Linked DNA regions of Mus musculus: region 1 is linked to region 2. Evidence: chromatin contacts called from ENCODE Hi-C data. All regions are on one chromosome and are shown on one strand. Each heading gives the region's core, a stretch centred on a gene start or an enhancer-like site at or near the end of the contact. The rest is flanking DNA. Distances are from core to core; before and after follow the strand shown. Region 1 holds the start of Pomp (proteasome maturation protein). Region 2 holds the start of Gtf3a (general transcription factor III A).

Region 1 (2,700 bases), core at 34-2,533, 910 kb after region 2:
AACAAGAGGACGACATTCATTTCTCTCTGCTTCTGACTGCAGAACCCAAGTGACCAGCCGCCTCATCCTCCGGCCAGCACAGCTAAGACCTGTTTTGTCTTCTTCTCCTTCGTGCTATGCCATACTCTCATAATGTGAGCAACAGGGCTGGAGAGATGGCTCCGCGGTTAAGAGCATCTGTTGCGTCCCTTTCCCAGCACCCAGAGGGTGGTTCCCAACCATCTACCTATAACTCCAGTCCTATAAGACCCTAAGACTCTTTCGTGTTGGCAAACACCGCTAATGTTGCAAAAGAGTGTGAGGGCACCAGGCACACACCTGATGCACACGCAGACAGTCAAACAAAACGTTTTAGAGGAATCCTTTAAAAATTAATTTTAAAAAGCTTAATGAAAAGCCGGGCGTGGTGGTGCACGCCTTTAATCCCAGCACTTGGGAGGCAGAGGCAGGCGGATTTCTGAGTTCGAGGCCAGCCTAGTCTACAGAGTGAGTTCCAGGACAGCCAGGGCTACACAGAGAAACCCTGTCTCGAATAACAAAAAAAAAAAAAAAAGCTTAATGAAAAGACTTAGGGAGATGACTCATGTACAACATGTAGAACCACGTTATTTGTAATTCTAAGAGCCTGACATACGTTAGCTCTGATGACCCTGACTTAAAATTGTCACCACCACCACCCCCATGTCACCGAAAAGGACTTAGTCCCAGGGAACCTCCCAAGTCTTTGCTGTCTTCCAGTCTGGCCACACTGACCATATCGCCGCCTTCTGCCTCCCGCTTTTAAGTTGCTTATTATGAACGAACCGGTGGCCAGACCTGACTTGGGACTCAGGTTGTGATTGCCCCCCAAGTTCGGAAATATCCACACCCCACAACCCTGGAGCCCGCCTCTGCCTGAGGCTCGGTGCCTAAGCTAGCTTGGTCCTTTCCTTAGGTTCTACACATACCCAGCCTCGGACCTTCGATTTATAAAACCGTAAAGGCCTGTTGTCCCACTTTTGACTCAGCAGAAGGACTTTATGTAAATCACCACCGTGCGTCCTTGGATGGCCCGTGGGAAGTCTGTGCATTTGCACACGCCCATCTAACACCGTCCCGCGAGGCCAGGGCCAGTGCACACCCGAGCTGCGCCCTTGGCCCTCGCTCACCGGGGGACAGCGAGCGTGGGAGCCCCGGCCCAACGCTACTCCCTGCTCCTCCCACGCCCCCTTTCCTTCCTGGCCGGAAGGACGCACTTCCGGCGGATGGGGCGGAGGGGTGGGCGTCTCGGCCCCGGAAACGGAAGTGAGCGGTTTGGCCGGCGGACTCGAGCAGGTTTATAGATCTCACAGAGCTGTTTCAAAGATGGTGAGTGAGCGCGGAGGGCCGCCGTCGCGGCGGGTACTCGTGGTGCGGGCACGATCGCGACTGCCCGGTCCCGGCGGGTGTCTGACGTGGGCGGGACCCGGGCTGCACTCTCTCGGGTGGTCCTGGCTCCGATCGGACGGCGCGGGTCAGTTCCCCGGGCCTCCCAGGCCACAGCGCCCCTTCCCAGCAGTGGAGGCGGATGCACTCCATGCACTGGGCACCTCCGAAAGCCAAGCCTTGTGTGCGTGTTGGGACACGCCACGTGCCTTCTCCCTTAGGGTGACTGCACCCCTACACCCGCCAAGGCGCACGACCGCCCGTTGCATTCGTACAGCTCAGCCTCGGTTTACAAACATCTCTCTGTGTGCCATGTGTCGCTCCCGTTTTGTTCGTATAGTTAGTGCTTGAACTCCCTCGCATCCCCCTCTGGCCTCTCCTCCCCTTCTGGCCTCTCCTCCTGCCCCACTTTCTGTTTCTCTTTGAGCATAGTCCTGAGTCACTATGGCACTCCTCCGCACGCCATCTGCCCACGTCCAGAAAGCTTGGATTGGCAGAGACCGCTAACCAGTGTAAAGGAATGTGAGAAACGCTGAAATATGAATGGTTTTTAGGTCTTCATAGACTTAACTTGTATCTGACACTGAACTAGAACCTTAAGGAGTCCTCATATTTTACAAAAGGACACCGGGACGATAGTAACAGCAATACTAGAGTTCAGAATTTCCCCTTTGTGTGTAGCGAAACTTCTCCTTTGGTGCTTTTCAGTACATCTGTCCCCAGGAGAACACTGTACTGTAGTGGTGTCAGTCAGCATTGGGACAGCTATAATCATAGACAGGGCCAGTCCTGGAAGTCTGTGCTTGACTGGCAGTCACGGAGTAGGTGACTGTCCAGGATAGATTACCTGTTGTCTTCCTGATCCCCGTGGTTTCCTGTGTGAAGAGTGGGGACACCAACAGTACCAGGCCCTTGAATTATAGAGTTGGAGCCCCGAACTCTATTTCTCAGATGTTAATGAGGTCTAGAAGGAGATTGTTAGCGATTTTGTTGGTGAGGTGGTGTGTTTTGGGGAAACCTTGTGCAGAATTGGGGAGACTGGTGAGGCTCAAGCAAGACCCAGTTGGGGCTGCTGACATTCCCCCCCATGCGAGCTGCCAGGTCAAATACACAGGTGAAGTAAGTCTATCAACTAGCTGCTTTCTCAGAATTGTTTGGTCTAGACTAGTAACAGAGACCAGGTCACCTGTATCTAAGCAGTTTGTGCTGTCAGATGTCGGGTGACAGTGACAGTTCCAAAGGAGCTGTTTTTAGCCTTTTGCACTGTTTCAACTAGCTGCATTTATTTTTAATCAT
Region 2 (2,700 bases), core at 96-2,595:
TTCTGTCCATGTTCATGACTCACAATCTGCCCCCCTCCCCCAAACACACTCCCCATTCCCGAAACTGGTATGTTAGGGTCTGGAAAGAACCTGAATCCTGGCTGGGTCCCATATTGTCTAACCAGGGTTATCAAGCAGGAGGAGAAAAAGAAGATGAAGAAGTCCAGGCTGCTTGACTGAGACCAAAATCCTTGGAAAACAATGGTCACAGGGGTGGGATCTCAGAATCTTCTAGAAGCTCATCTTCAGGGAAAAGGAGAGACAGAAGACTGGAGCTGAAAGAAGAGTGTCCGCTGATGGGGTAGAGCAGACAAGAGAGTGAGAAAGGGGAAGAGGGACTGGAAGGAAGGAAGAGCCGGCCAGCAATCTGCACATGCGCATGGGGCATGACTACAAGGAGCAGAGGGGGCCGTGAGCATGAGATCCCAACAGGGCCGCACAGAGAATGACCTGTCAACAGTGTTGAGACCGCCCTCCATTCAATCCTTTTTCTTGTAGATTAGTTTGACTGGAATAAAGTACATTTTAACCTTCTTCAGTAAAGATATTCATTAAAAAAAAAAAAAAAAAAAAAAAAAAGCTGGGTGTGGTGGCGCACGCCTTTAATCCCAGCACTCGGGAGGCAGAGGCAGGCGGATTTCTGAGTTCGAGGCCAGCCTGGTCTACAAAGTGAAGTCCAGGTCAGCCAGGGCTATACAGAGAAACCCTGTCTCGAAAAACCAAAACCAAACAAACAAACAAACAAACAAACAAGCTTTAAGATTTCCCATGGTTGTCGTCATCCAACTAGCAGAAAGATCGGTTCTGCCCTTCATTGATGCACTACACTTTGCCAGGGAGGATTCGAATAGGGTATTTTCCAGTCTCTGCCATTACGGAGATTAAATCAAGATAAGGGAAAGAGGAAATCCCACAACTGAAAACAGCGTCAAACACTAGAGGACTCAGTGATACAAAAGGAAAGTTGACAAAACACCAGCACAATTGCTGTCAGAAATTAAGGTTTAATTGGTCCTGGTTAAGTTCTGGGCTTCGGAATTTTGAAAAAAAATTCCACGTGACTCGAAGGAGCAGACAAGCTTGGGATTCACCATGTCCTGAGGCTAGTGGCAGGATGCAGAGGGCAAAACTGGAATGTGAAAAACAGGCCACCTTAAGTCATGTCAGGTTGATATTTGGGACGTTTAAGCAGCGCTTCCGTTTCCCTAAGCCGCGAAACCAGAGCCCAGAGCCTGGCTGCCTCTCGCCGTGGACGAGTCCTGGATGCGCATGTGCAACCGGGCTCTACGGCCTCTGGGAGCATGCGCAGTCGTGGCGCGCGTGGGGGGGGGGCTAAGGGGCGGGGCCTGGAGCCTTAGCGGGCCGCGTTCCCGGAAGTTCAAAGTCTCCGGGCGCCAGTGGCTTGCGTCCCGCGTTCCCGGGGACGGCACGTGGCTGCCCCGCGTCAGCCCGGGCCCGATCGTGTCGCCCTGGAGCCGCGGGTGTCAGTCGCGGAAGCGGTGTCGTCGCTGACCATCGCGGATGCGTTCGTCGGGGCCTGTGAGGGCCCCGCGCCGCCGCGCCCCGCGCTGCCCAGCAGGTTCATCTGCTCCTTTCCCGACTGCAGCGCCAGTTACAACAAAGCCTGGAAGCTAGACGCGCACCTATGCAAACACACGGGGGAGGTAACCTGGCCGCCCGTGTGCACGGCAGGGCCTGGCGCAGGGGCTGCGTCCTGGGCTTGGCTGGGGCAGGGCAGGGCAGGGCAGGGCAGGGCAGGGCAGGGCAGGGCAGGGCAGGCGCTCTGCAAAGACCGAATTCTAGGATGTCAGGATTTCCTGCAAGCAACAAGTGTGCACCCTTTTAATTGCAGGCGGGCTTTGGTCGGGTACTAAGGCTGTGGGTAAAGGTGGTCAGGAAAAGCCTTCCTGCTTGGCCCTTTACCCTGGTTCTTATATTTGGTTGTACCCTGGTCTATCTCTTGACAGACTTACCAACCCACTGTTGTCCCTCATAACATACTTTGTAACTTTATCCCTGTTTCTCTTTGACCATTCTGTTCCCACATTTTGGCCTTTCTTTGTCCCTGTGTCCGAGGCAGAGCTTGCTTTCTAGTGGACACTTAAAAGTTGTGGTTCATCACCATCATCATTATTATCATTGTTTTTTTGAGACGGGGTTTCTCTGTGTAACTCACTCTGAACTCACTCTGTAGACCTGACTGGCCTCGAACTCAAAGATCCACTTGCCTCTGCCTCCAGAGTGCTAGTATTAAAGGTGTGCACCACCACACGTGGCTTTGAAGTTGTGTTTATTGTTCCAAACTCGACAATAATTTGATTAGTACGGGTCCTGCCCTGGGACTGGATCTGAACAAGGTTCTTTGACGCCGTGCTGAGCAGTGTGGCTCACTTGTGTCTTCCTGTCCACTGGCTGTGATTGAAGGCTTGATGCCACCTTTCCTGTATTTCAGATTATTTCCATAGTTGGGAAACACAGAACTGGATGTTAGGATATGATATAGCTTTACTGTGGATTCATGACAGCATCCCCTTCCCCACCTCCAGGGTCCCACTTGGAGATTGTGTTTGGGGCTGGGAGCTGTTTCCTTCGGTTGCCTTTGCACCTGTGAGCTTTTTCAGCTGTTGTGACACATTTAACTGTCTCTGTGCCTGCTATCTCTTAGTATGGACACAGGTCACCTGCGATGAGATGCAACCT

The links. A loop is a pair of places that touch in the nucleus more often than their neighbours do.
Region 1: a loop to region 2 is called in a map of T-helper 17 cell, with 2.9 times the contacts of the local background. The contact joins the promoter of Pomp here to the promoter of Gtf3a in region 2. A Hi-C loop is called at or near these places in 2 of 37 maps with a recorded cell type or tissue (T-helper 17 cell and v-Abl transformed pro-B cells).

Annotation. Positions count from the first base shown.
Region 1 is chr5:147,859,345-147,862,044 of GRCm38, forward strand. It overlaps Pomp (proteasome maturation protein), which reads left to right and starts at 1,284. Exons shown (of 6, transcript NM_025624.3): 1 at 1,284-1,347. The coding sequence starts at 1,345.
Region 2 is chr5:146,947,312-146,950,011 of GRCm38, forward strand. Gtf3a (general transcription factor III A) reads left to right here and starts at 1,346. Exons shown (of 9, transcript NM_025652.3): 1 at 1,346-1,664. The coding sequence starts at 1,470.